4 separate regions of the Homo sapiens genome follow, and regions 1, 3 and 4 are each linked to region 2. The links are chromatin contacts, found by Hi-C or POLR2A ChIA-PET in ENCODE. All regions are on one chromosome and are shown on one strand. Each heading gives the region's core, a stretch centred on a gene start or an enhancer-like site at or near the end of the contact. The rest is flanking DNA. Distances are from core to core; before and after follow the strand shown.

Evidence for each region. A loop is a pair of places that touch in the nucleus more often than their neighbours do. ChIA-PET counts read pairs that join two places held with the same protein, here RNA polymerase II (POLR2A). Pooled maps may share reads with other maps.
Region 1: a loop to region 2 is called in a map with no recorded cell type, with 7 times the contacts of the local background. The contact joins the promoter of HEXB here to the enhancer-like site in region 2. A Hi-C loop is called at or near these places in 1 of 37 single-sample maps with no recorded cell type and 9 of 50 pooled maps. POLR2A ChIA-PET finds 5 or more read pairs at or near these places in 1 of 52 experiments (naive thymus-derived CD4-positive, alpha-beta T cell).
Region 3: a loop to region 2 is called in a pooled map, with 4 times the contacts of the local background. The contact joins two enhancer-like sites. A Hi-C loop is called at or near these places in 10 of 37 single-sample maps with no recorded cell type and 3 of 50 pooled maps.
Region 4: a map of GM12878 shows a loop between it and region 2 (4-fold over the local background). The contact joins two enhancer-like sites. A Hi-C loop is called at or near these places in 1 of 168 maps with a recorded cell type or tissue (GM12878), 17 of 37 single-sample maps with no recorded cell type and 16 of 50 pooled maps. POLR2A ChIA-PET finds 5 or more read pairs at or near these places in 1 of 52 experiments (GM12878).

What each region holds. Positions count from the first base shown.
Region 1 is chr5:74,683,924-74,686,623 of GRCh38, reverse strand. HEXB (hexosaminidase subunit beta) reads right to left here and starts at 1,391. Exons shown (of 14, transcript NM_000521.4): 1 at 1,065-1,391. The coding sequence starts at 1,363. RefSeq lists enhancers at 414-503, 514-563, 624-673, 1,179-1,679 and a silencer at 1,364-1,703.
Region 2 is chr5:73,897,958-73,900,657 of GRCh38, reverse strand. It overlaps ARHGEF28 (Rho guanine nucleotide exchange factor 28), which reads right to left. Exons shown (of 36, transcript NM_001177693.2): 30 at 2,565-2,696. Among named protein-coding and RNA genes, the nearest start is that of LINC02122, 200 kb to the left of the region's middle. Within about 2 kb of position 1,342, at least 2 of the 41 ENCODE cell types and tissues checked have a DNase peak (open chromatin) inside an H3K27ac peak, as active enhancers do.
Region 3 is chr5:74,489,589-74,492,431 of GRCh38, reverse strand. The region is part of intron 2 of LINC01331 (long intergenic non-protein coding RNA 1331); the gene reads left to right. Among named protein-coding and RNA genes, the nearest start is that of LINC01331, 46 kb to the left of the region's middle. RefSeq lists enhancers at 1,020-1,069, 1,660-1,719. Within about 2 kb of position 1,496, at least 3 of the 41 ENCODE cell types and tissues checked have a DNase peak (open chromatin) inside an H3K27ac peak, as active enhancers do.
Region 4 is chr5:74,577,803-74,580,569 of GRCh38, reverse strand. No RefSeq gene overlaps it. Among named protein-coding and RNA genes, the nearest start is that of LINC01331, 42 kb to the right of the region's middle. Within about 2 kb of position 1,294, at least 4 of the 41 ENCODE cell types and tissues checked have a DNase peak (open chromatin) inside an H3K27ac peak, as active enhancers do.

The sequences.
Region 1 (2,700 bases), core at 142-2,641, 790 kb before region 2:
AGAGAATGAACCATTTCTGCCATCAGCATCTTGGGCCTCTGCAGCTTGAGCCTAGGCACCTGTCCTATCTGGGGTCAGAACACATTATTCAGTTAGTTTGACATTCCCTCCCCACCTGTTCAGGGTCCTGCAAGCACACTTAAGCTCTATAGTATCCACTGGGTACAGCGACAGGCTTGGGGAATGCCAGGAGGCAGTACAGTTAGCACCAAATTACAATTCTGCAGGGCACGATACGCCTTCAGGACAGTCCCACCTACACAGGTCTCACACTGAGGGGACAGTGTGTGGCGTCTTCAAACATCTCCCCAGGGGAACCTGCCTTGTCTATGGTGTGATTGGCTGACTCCCATGACAAAACTCACCCTGTCTGCAGCCAAAGGGTGAGAGAGACAGAGGCGCTATCTAGGGGTCTGTAAAAGAGGAAGCAGGGAGAGCAGGCAACATGATCGGTGTTGAGAAACAAAGTTGGATACTGCCTAACCACTGACCGCAGAAACGTAGTCAGATGCAAACATGTCACATTTTATATGGAAGAGATTTTAGGAGAGAGGGCAGTTTTAGGCAGTGCTCGAAACTGAGGACTTCTGCCATTTGAGCTGTTACCAGGAGATGTGAGGAGAGGTGAGGGGGCGAAACTGGCCTATAAATGACAGTCAGCTTTGGGGGATTCCTGGTCCCTCAAGAGAGCTTGTCTAAGCCCTTCGGGTAACTTATCCCTTTGCACGTCCTTCAAATAAGGAGCTGTCACTTTCCTCCCCAGCTCCGGTGTCCCCTCCGTCCATGCCATTTGCCCAACAAGGCCTCAGAGCAAACTCCCTCTTCCACTTACTATCCGGCTCTCAAACCAGGGTTCCTGAGCACCCAAGGTGTCCCTTAAGAAGCAGTAGGAGGGTGGGGGCAAGAGCGTGGGTTCAGTCCATGTGGCGCTGGGCAGATCGCCTGCCAGCTCCCAGGCGGTTTCTCGTCTGCGCAGTGGGGTGGTGAGGGTCTGCACAGCGCTCCGGGGTGGTCCGCCTCTCCCCTCCCCCAGGACAACTCCCGGCCGGGCCGGGAGCGCTCACCGTCGAAACGCTTCCTCCAGCAGGGTGCAGGAGGGGCCCGCCGTGGAATTGGGGCTGTGGCTGATGTAGAAGTTCTCCGGGGCGAGATGCAGCAGGTTCGGGGTCATCTTCACCAAGAGCGGCAGGGGCCACAGCGCCGGCCCCGGCTTGGCCGAGACGCTCGGGGCCCGAGCCGCCTCCGCCACCTGCACCACCAGCGCCACCTGAGTCAGCAGCGCCAACATCGCCGCCAGCAGTGTCGCCAACAGCAGCGCCAGCAGCATGGGCGGCCGGGGCAGCCCCAGCCCGCACAGCTCCATGGCCGCTCGGCTGCTTTCCGCCCGGTCTGCCGAGCCGGAGCCTCGGGACCCGACTTCCCGCCCGGCCCGGATCAGAGGAAGCGCGGCCGCGGGTGAGTCACCGAGTCAGATGACTGCGCGCGCCCGCCCCCGACTCCGCCTCCAGGCCCCGGGAGCGTCCTCGCCCAGCCCGCCCTGTCCAGGTCACCTCGAGAATTTCCTCCAGGGGTGCCCTCGGGTAGGAGCAGAGCCCAGACAGCAACCTCAAACACGGGATGGCTAAAGTAAGAAAAATGCCCGGTGCTGGCCGTACGTGGTGGCTCACGCCTGTAGCCCCAGCACTTTGGGAGGCCGAGGCGGGCGGATCACCTGAGGTCAGGAGTTCAAGACCAGCCTGGCCAAATTGGTGAAACCCCGACTCTACAAAAATACAAAAATTAGCCGAGCATGATGGCGGGTGCCTGTAGTCCCAGCTACTCGGGAGGCTGAGGCAGGAGAATCTCTTGAACCCGGGAGGCGGAGGTTGCAGTGAGCCGAGATCGCACCACTGCACTCCAGCCTGGGTAACAGAGCAAGACTCCGTCTCAAAAAAAAAAAAAAAAAAAAAGAAAAGAAAAAGAAAACGGCCCAGTGCACAGGCTCGGGACGCCAGGCCGACACCGGGTCGCCGCTCACGCTGTCAACACGGGCGCTCTCCTGTGGATCCCTGGCTTCGGTGAAGCTGGAGAAGCCAAGCTTGAGGAGCACCTTTCTCCTCTCAGCCCAACCACCAGATAACCGAGATGAGAGCTGAGTTTATTTGCTCCTAAGTCTAGGCTTTTCTGTAACAGCACTTCAGCTGTGGTCAATAAAGCCTTCCTATCAGAACTCCCTGGGGCAGAGCATGCCCAAGGAATCCTGAGAGAGAACATCTTGGCTCATCTGTGTGGGTCCCGATATAAAGGATCCCAACTGACAAGTTTGATTTCATAACCCATCCCTAAGGAAGAGCCAGTGAAGTCACATGACGAACACGGACTGGAGATGCCAAAGGGAGAAGAGGTGTTCTCTTACCAGAAGGAGAAAACGCTAGGCAGACCAAAACCACAGATCTGCTATATAAGTATTCTGAAAATGAGGGTGGAAGAGCTTTAAGGAAAGACTTCAAAGAAATGTAATGATTAGGCCAGGTGCGGCGGCTCACGCCTGAAATCCCAGCACTTTGGAAGGCGAAGGAGGGCGGATCACAAGTTCAGGAGTTCGAGACCAGCCTGGCCACCAAAGTGAAACCCCGTCTCTATTAAAAATACAAAAATTAGTTGGGCGTGGTGGCGGGCGCCTGTAATCCCAGCTACTCAGGAGCCTGAGGCAGGAGAATC
Region 2 (2,700 bases), core at 93-2,592:
TCACGGTCTCATAGTCATACAAACCAAGAACCTGTCCCTATCTCTGAATAACTTATTTTTTAACAATTTCTAAATGTGTTGTTTTTCTCACATTTCTTGTTATGCTTTAGATTTACAAATACTATGTATTTAAACTATGAAAACATAGAAACTAGTCCCGAAATATTTTTAAGTACCAAATACAGATTTCACTTCATCCATTAAATCTCTGTTGGCAGGATTTTATTTCTTTACCCATGTGAACTCAGTTAAAACTTAAACTGTGCCCACCTTGCACTGATTAAAACTAGAATTTTCAAAGCCCAAAACAGTGTTTTATTAGAACCATGTCCAATCCAGACCCTGACAAAATCGATATTCACTTTATGACACTGTTTGTTTGTATAATTTTTATTGTGTCTTTTTAAAACTTTATTTCCAATATAGGAAATGCTTTTTTCTTTAATAAAAATACTTATGTCTTTGGAAAATGAGAGTCCTCTAGGATTTCAAAGACCTCTTCTAATACAAAGAAGTTTTTGTCTAAACGGAAACGGCTTCAGATGAGATCAGCTAAAAACAAGTCCATTTTGTTCAAGCTGATCAGCACTTATTCACTTACAATGAGGGACATTTTATAGGTTTCTCTGTCATTTGAAAAATGGTTCTACTATTGGGTGCTATTCCTAACTCTTAAAGAGTGGCCAAAGGCATCACTAAAGAATTCACCACTCTGTTTCTCACTCCCTCATAGAAATTAGGAAAATCAAATGGGAAAGAAGCTGATGACAAGGCAGAAGAATAAAACACAGATCAGGTCCCTGTCCCTGTATCCAATTTCAGGGTGGGCCAGAGGGTCTCCAGTGAACAGAACTTTCCTAGAAGTAGAAGATACTCATCATGTATACTGAAGACTGAAAATAGAGCTGTCTGCTTGGCTTATAACCTCAGGCTGACATAAGCCTGATGAAGAAGAGCCCAGTTCTCCAAGTCATTTGCAGAACCGACCCATTCAGTCACAGTTGTAGACCTTCATTTAGAACTAGCCTTGTGCCTTGAACAACTTTATAAAGAGAATCAAACTCTCATAGCACCATGTTCCAGTCTGACCCAGAACTGAAGAGGCCTTGGGGTACAGGACCCCACCAGCCAGCTTCGGTACTTCCTCTACCTGAATCCCGACATCAGACCCCTCTAAAGAGCCTCTCAATGGTTCTGGCAAATGCCACGGGTGTCCCTTTGAAACTCTCCCCAGTCATGAGAGATGTGGATACAGACAAGGAGACCTTCACTGCCTGGCCTGAAGGGAGGGAAGGCACGACCGCGGGCTCGGGCAGCTGCAGAGGGGAGCCTCTCCAGCTGTCCCTGGGGCGAGGCTGAGAGCAGCAGATCCCTCAGCAGATCCCTGCACGTATTTTTAGACAGAGACTCCTCAATGGCATAATGAGGTTCTTCTTTTAAAAGGAAATCACCCAGGGCAGTACAACTCCCCTGATGAATCTGGGCTGTGTCAAAATGAAAAACATACGTGCGCATTCTGAAACTAGAAACTCAGGATTAGATAAAGCAGAACTTGAGAGAGGAAGATAATTAGTGGTGCTGATGTTTAAAAAAGAAAAAAAAAAGAAGTATAGAATTAAAAAGCTATACTGCATCTATATATCTTAATTAATCAAGGGATGTTGTTAAAGAAGTTCTGAGTTCAATTTAATCTTCCAATCTTGAGTTCAATTTAATCTTCTGATCTCTAACTACTGAAGACATTTTATCCATTTTATCTTACGCACATAAGACCTTGTGGAAGTAAGGTTGTTACCACCTGCACAGGATGAAAAGTATACTCTTTATGCTCTTATCTTAGAAACCTTTATGGAACTAAGTAGCCTACAACTATACATATAACAGGATAGCTAGGTTCGGGGAAATTACCTAAACCAAATCTCTACATTCTATTTTTTTTTATATTTAAAATGTTTTGAAACAATGTTTTCATAAATGAATTCTGACATGAACTAAAGTGTAGGATGGCACAGATCAAGAATTTTCTGGCACTTCTGCTTTAACCATACCACCAAACTTCGTGTGTGTGAGAGAGAGAGAAAGAGAGAGGGAGAGAGAAAGGAGGGAGACGGAGGGAGCCGTGTGTATATTTCTGGTTTTCTGAGTTGTTTTCTCAGTTGATGCACATGAGATTAGGTTTAAGGGCTTGTTCTGTAATTGACCGCAGGGACTCCTTTTTTAAAAAACCTGAAAAGTTAAAAAGTTCTTTCAAAACTGTAATGAATAAATCATATCAAAAATGAGGCAGGGTAGGGGTTGGGGAAGGTCCGATATTTGGCCGGCAAACAGAGCAGTATAACCCACCAACTACTCTTTAGATCCTCATACTTGAAACCCCAGTGTCATTATTATATGCCTATGATATTCATTTAGGCTAGCATATTTATTCTCAGTTTTTTTCTAATTTAAAAAAATATATCAAGTCCCCTTCAACCAGAGACAGTCATTGCCTTTACTTTACGTGACCACTGTAAGCTCCAGGGACTGTGCTCAGGCTCATTGCCAAGGCCTGCATTTTCACTTACAGGCAGTCGGTGATCCTGGTACATCATGAGAACTGAGTGTGTCCGCCAAGACAGAGTCTCCACAACTGTCCTCACATGATTGACTCACGGCGCCCATCTGTGAGGCCTTCACTGCAACTTGTAGGCTCTCAGCTAA
Region 3 (2,843 bases), core at 247-2,746, 590 kb before region 2:
ATAGTCTCCCTGTGGAGACTGTAGATGTAAAGATGGGGAAAGGACATTCTCAAGATGCTGAAGAGGATAAGAGCAACAACAATTGTTTCAATGTGGTTTTTGAAGATTCTCTGGACCAGGGGTAGCCTCAAGGCAGTCTTCTGGCAAAGTGTACTTCAGGAAAATTTGAAAAAAAAAGTATGTCACCAAAGCAGTGGAAAATACCCACCCTGTGGTTTTAGGATTTGCTGTTCAAATTGTATGAGAGCTAAAAATTCAGAGAGGGAATTAGCTAGGAGTCAGGCTGCCCATACATGTTATTCATGTAATTAGATGATGAGAAGAGAATTCTAAAAGCTTCCAATTCAATTTCTTTCATTTAGGGTATTCTTATTTAATTATCTGTGATCCTAAGGGAGCAGCCTGAGAAAGTGTTGAAAATATGGGGAACAAAGAGAGACAAGAAAATCTGAAAGTGATTGTAGTTAATCTAATGTATGTACTTTAGGATTTTGGTCAGAGAGATTCACAGCCCATTGGGTCCCTTCACATTTCCTTGATACACTAATAGAATCTGATTTCCTAGTGTCAGAATGAGAAATTCTGCATAACATCAGAAACACATATATTTAGAGAAGCTGGAAAGTGACCAAGTGTAAGCTGACTGCCCATCTGGCAGCTGGAAAGATGAACTAATATGACTCTTGAGCCCCAAGTTTGGTATGAAATAGCAGGAAGAGCTGGACTAGAGAACATTATTGTAGAGAGTGCTCTCACTGGATGTCATGGGAGGAAATCATTGGCTCTGCTGATTCTTTCTGAACAACCCAAGAGGCTTTGTCTGGTGTATCAGATGCTTTTAATTGATTTCAGTAGTTTTATCTCATTTTCTGGGTGATCTAACTGCAGAGTGTGAGTGAGCAGAACAGGATGCCATTGCTGAGAAAAGCATTATTCATGTCATTGGAGGAGATTTTTAGACAAAGGAACACCTAGAAGTATGCTCTTGATACCGTTATCCTGATGGGTTGGTGAGGGAAGTCACCAAGTCTCTGAGTCAGAGGACTTCTCTCCTTTAGCCTGAGAAAACTCGACTTCCAGGGTTGCCAGTCTGCTAACGATATGGGAGAAGAGTCCGTAATTCCCACACCAGTGAGTGCCCTCCTTGAATCTGAGTGGAGAATTTCATTATATTGACTCATTTTTGAGCAAGAGACGCCCAAATATGTAACGTAGCACTATCCTTCTCTTATATTAGGTTGAGCTATATGAAAGTGAAGATAGTCAACCTTCTTTTTCTAACTTCAGAAATGACAATTTCATATAGTTCAATCTAATATGTTAGCAAAACTCAGTAGTGGTGTGAAATATAGGGGTGCTTTATTCTTCATGAGACCATTACGGCCTGTTATTTTCACTTCCTATTGAGCTCTCTGAAATAAGCCAAATTGAAACTCCCTCTTGATTTCACACAGATGGGGCACCAGCTCTGCCCATTCATGCAGCACCATTAGTCTTCAGTGCCTGCCACGGCCCAGGTCTGCCCGACTGGATTTTCTGCTTCTCTGTTTGGGTAGCCAATGTCAGGTTCATGGATTATGCTTTTGCTGCATGTCTGCTATTACTAACACAGAGAGCTGTCCAGTGATTCCCCACTTGTTTTTAAAGAGATCACCTTGCTTTCCTTTATCTCTTGTTTTGGCAGGGGGTGGGAGGAAGGTTCTTTTTTTTTTTTTTTTTTTTTACAAAGCTTTTGCTCAAATTTTGTCTCAGCATCATCAAAAAATTACATGTCAAATACTCATGTAGCTGAATTTTTTTTTCTTTCAAACAGACATTTTCTGGCTTTGCTGACGCATATCTTGGCTATTGTATCACGGCAACACAGCAACTCATATTATTTATTACTTATCCTGTAGCATATTAACTTTGTTCCCATATCTATGCCTCTAGGATAAACTTTAGGCAAAGTTTTTTCTCCATTAAAAAAATTTACATTTACATTTACATTAAACTTTATCTGTAACAGAGGAGGCGTTACAAATCAACATAGACAATTATCTAACCATATTGCTCCCCACCCAAAAAGAGTATACCTTTCACCAGTATAAAAATAAGGTTCAAGTGGATTGGAGAGCTAAATATGAAAATCACAACTTAGAAACTTTTAGAGAAAAAAGAGGGAAGATTAACATTTGAAGACATTGGAACAGAAAGGAATTTCTTAAATGAAACATAAGGAACATATAACAAAGAAGATTTATACACCTGACTACATAAAAATTAGTAAACTTCTGCATGACAAAGCACTGTAAATAGAACTTAAAATAAAACTCAGACTGGGAAATTTTTCCATTTCTAAAATTCAACAAACAATAGGTATCAAAAATATATGAGTGATTTCACACCAACAATTTTAAAAATGGGAAAAAGTATAAAGGGGCAGTTCCATAGAGAGGAAGGGCAAATGGTGAACAACAACTGCAAAGACGCTCAACCTCATGAACGACCAAGGAAATGCAAATGAACACACCAGTAAGACACCATTTCGTATCCACCAGACAGACAAACTTCAAAAGGCCTGCTAACACCAAGTGTTTGTCAAGGATCTAGGTAAATAGAAACTCATATTCATTGTTGGTAGAAGGCAGATTTTGCACTATTCCTTTGTAGAGCAAATTGGCGATACCCAGTAAATCCTCTATGACTTAGTTATTTCACTTCTAAGTATGGTTATGCATTGCTTAATGATGGGGATACATTCTGAGAAATGTGTGGTTAGGTTGTGTGAACATCATAGAGTGTATTCACACAAACCTAGACAGTATAGCCTCCTGCACACCTAGGCTATATGGTATAGCCTA
Region 4 (2,767 bases), core at 45-2,544, 680 kb before region 2:
TGGGGGCTGGCTTCCCATTCTCCCTGGGGAAGTAAACACTTTCCGTATATCCTTCACCCTGACTTCCATCTGTGGTTCAGGTCCCACAGATCTCTTAAAGTCCAAGAGGGCTGTGGAGGTGATGGGTGCAAAGCTTTTCAAAATTTCATGCAAATTTTGTGATGTATACTTTTTCTAGAGAATAGGTCTATTCCTTTAAATACCTTTATGTTCCCCCAAATGTGAAGAACTACTACGTTATCCACATTTCTGCTACACAGGCTTCTGGGGAATTATTTGTGTGGGAACAAACACAGATCCTACATGAGAAATAGGGGATGAGCAGGCCATGTGGCTTGGGGCCTCAAGCTTGAGGGTGGGGCTCCAGTGTTGCTGTTTTTAGTGGCAAACTTGTTCATGACTAGTAGTCAAGGTTCAACAGTAATATTGCTTTTAAATAAAATTCCTCAACTCGCCTCCCACATTAGCCAAATCTGAGGGTAGGAAGACCACCTCAAGATCGAGGGTCCTCAAAACTGGAAAGCCGGGGCTTCACAGAGGCTCTTTGGAGAGCTTGGGCATGGCCTGGTTCCAGCAGAGAATCTGGAGCAAGTATCTAGGAGTGGTTTTCTTTTTTCAGTAAGCATGGAAAGGAAAAAGTTGGGAGAGACTTTGCCTGAAATGAAAGCCCCTCGTACAATATTGCGCCCCCCAAAATCAAACAGTGACTTTCTGCTCCTGTGGCCAGAAGAATCTTCAAGTTTCAGAGAAAGCATCATGGCATATATATATAAATTTGAGACGGAGTATTGCTCTGTTGCCCTGGCTGGAGGGCAGTGGAGCGATCTCAACTCACTGCAACCTCCGCCTCCCAGGTTCAAGTGATTCTCCTGCCTCAGACTCCTGAGTAGCTGGGATGACAGGTGCCTGCCACCATGCCCGGCTAATTTTTGTATTTTTAGTACAGATGGGGTTTTACCATGTTGGTTAGGCTGGCCTCAAACTCCTGACCTCAAGTGATCTGCCCGCCTTGGCCTCCCAAAGTGCTGGGATTATAGGCGTGGGCCACTGTGCCCAGCCCGGATCCATATTTTTGTACAACGAGAGATTCACTTTTAGCTCTCACTTTAAGCAGGAAGTGGTTCTTTCTGACTAAAAAGGGGTTTAGCTGCCACACCTTCCATTTGCTGGACAATACAGTAAGACAGAGAGAGAGTGGTTACTGGGAGTACAAGCGATAACACTGTGCTGTCATTCCTGGGGTTAGCAAGCCACAAAGACTAAGGACTACTTGTGGTTGGAAACAAGGGCCCGGAAGCCGGCGGTGCACACTGAGAGGCATCGTCTGAACAACTGGGGAAACACAAATGAGGCTCCACATCTTGATCAATCCTGTTTATCACAAGGGAAGAAATTATGACTGGTTTTGTGCTAAAGAGAAATTAAAACTGAGATCAAAAGCAGTTATACACACTTTATGTTTATTTAAAATGCACACATACATGGTACCCATGCAAAGTAAACTGTGCATAATTCTCATGGAGAGCGTTTTTTTTTTGTTGTTCTAACAGTATCTTTTGTTGTCCTCACAGGGTTGTGAGTTAAGGAACTCTTAGGTAATGTCGTATTGAGGTACCTGATTTGGTAGACACGCCAAGATGTTGAAAGTCAGTATCAGGGCTCAGAGCATGAAAATCCGGGGATCCCCTTTGTAGAACTCTGCCTTAAGAAGGCTATTTCTATCTGGGTTTACTTCTGTTACACATAGTTTTAGGATTGTGGCTACCATGTTGAGTGTTTCTGTGACCACCAAAGTTCTATTTCTCTCTGTTACTAACTCTTTGAGTTTTAGTGCCTTTGTTTAGAGAGATTAGGGGAAAAACAGATTTTTTTTTTTGTATAATTGTTGAGTAGTGTAATTTTCAAATAATAATAATAATAAGCATTTCCTATAACTTAGGCACTATTTTAGTTGCTTCACATGTATTAAATCAGTGACATTTCACAATCACATCATGAAATAGGTGCCGTGTTTATCCCCATTTTACAGATGAAGAAGCTGAGGTGCTGAGAGATTGGAAACTAGCCTGAGGGGAATAGCTAGTAAGCAGCAAGGCCAGGACGCAAACACTGGCAATCTGGTCCCTTACTGATGCCATGCTTCTCTTCAGAGCGCCCAGCCTTTCAGCAAGATTCTCCAAAAAGGTTGTAATGATAAGGCTGGTCTTAGCAGTCTCTGGGCACGGGGCTTGCTCCTGTCACTGCTGGGCAAGGGTGGGTTGCTTGCTGTCTGTGGGCTCTCTCTTGCCTCTGATGAAGAAGGGGAGGAGGTTGGTGACACAGTGTCTTAAGTCGAGCATATGCATGCCTCTGTTTAACTCCTAAGGCATCTGTGTTGGGCACATAATGACAGAGAATTAATATTCAATGATCTCTTGACTGATTTTCCGCTTGTATAATATATGTTCCCAGGCAAGAAAATTTTCGTGGTATCAAAGCAAAGTGGAAATCAGAAAATGTGAAGGTAGTCTAAATGTCTTGCAAGCAGAAGTTTGGTAGGACCAGACATACGATTTAGTTAATGGTCTATTACTTTCCACTGAAAAGCTTGTTTTATATTAAAAATGGATCATTTCATTTGAAGTACAGTTGGTCCTCTGTATTCATGGGTTCTGCAGCCAACGATTCAACCAACATGGATGGAAAATATTTGAAAAAAAAAAAATTGCCTCTGTACTGAATAGGTACAGATGTTTTTTTTTTCCTTGTCATCATTCCCTAACCAACG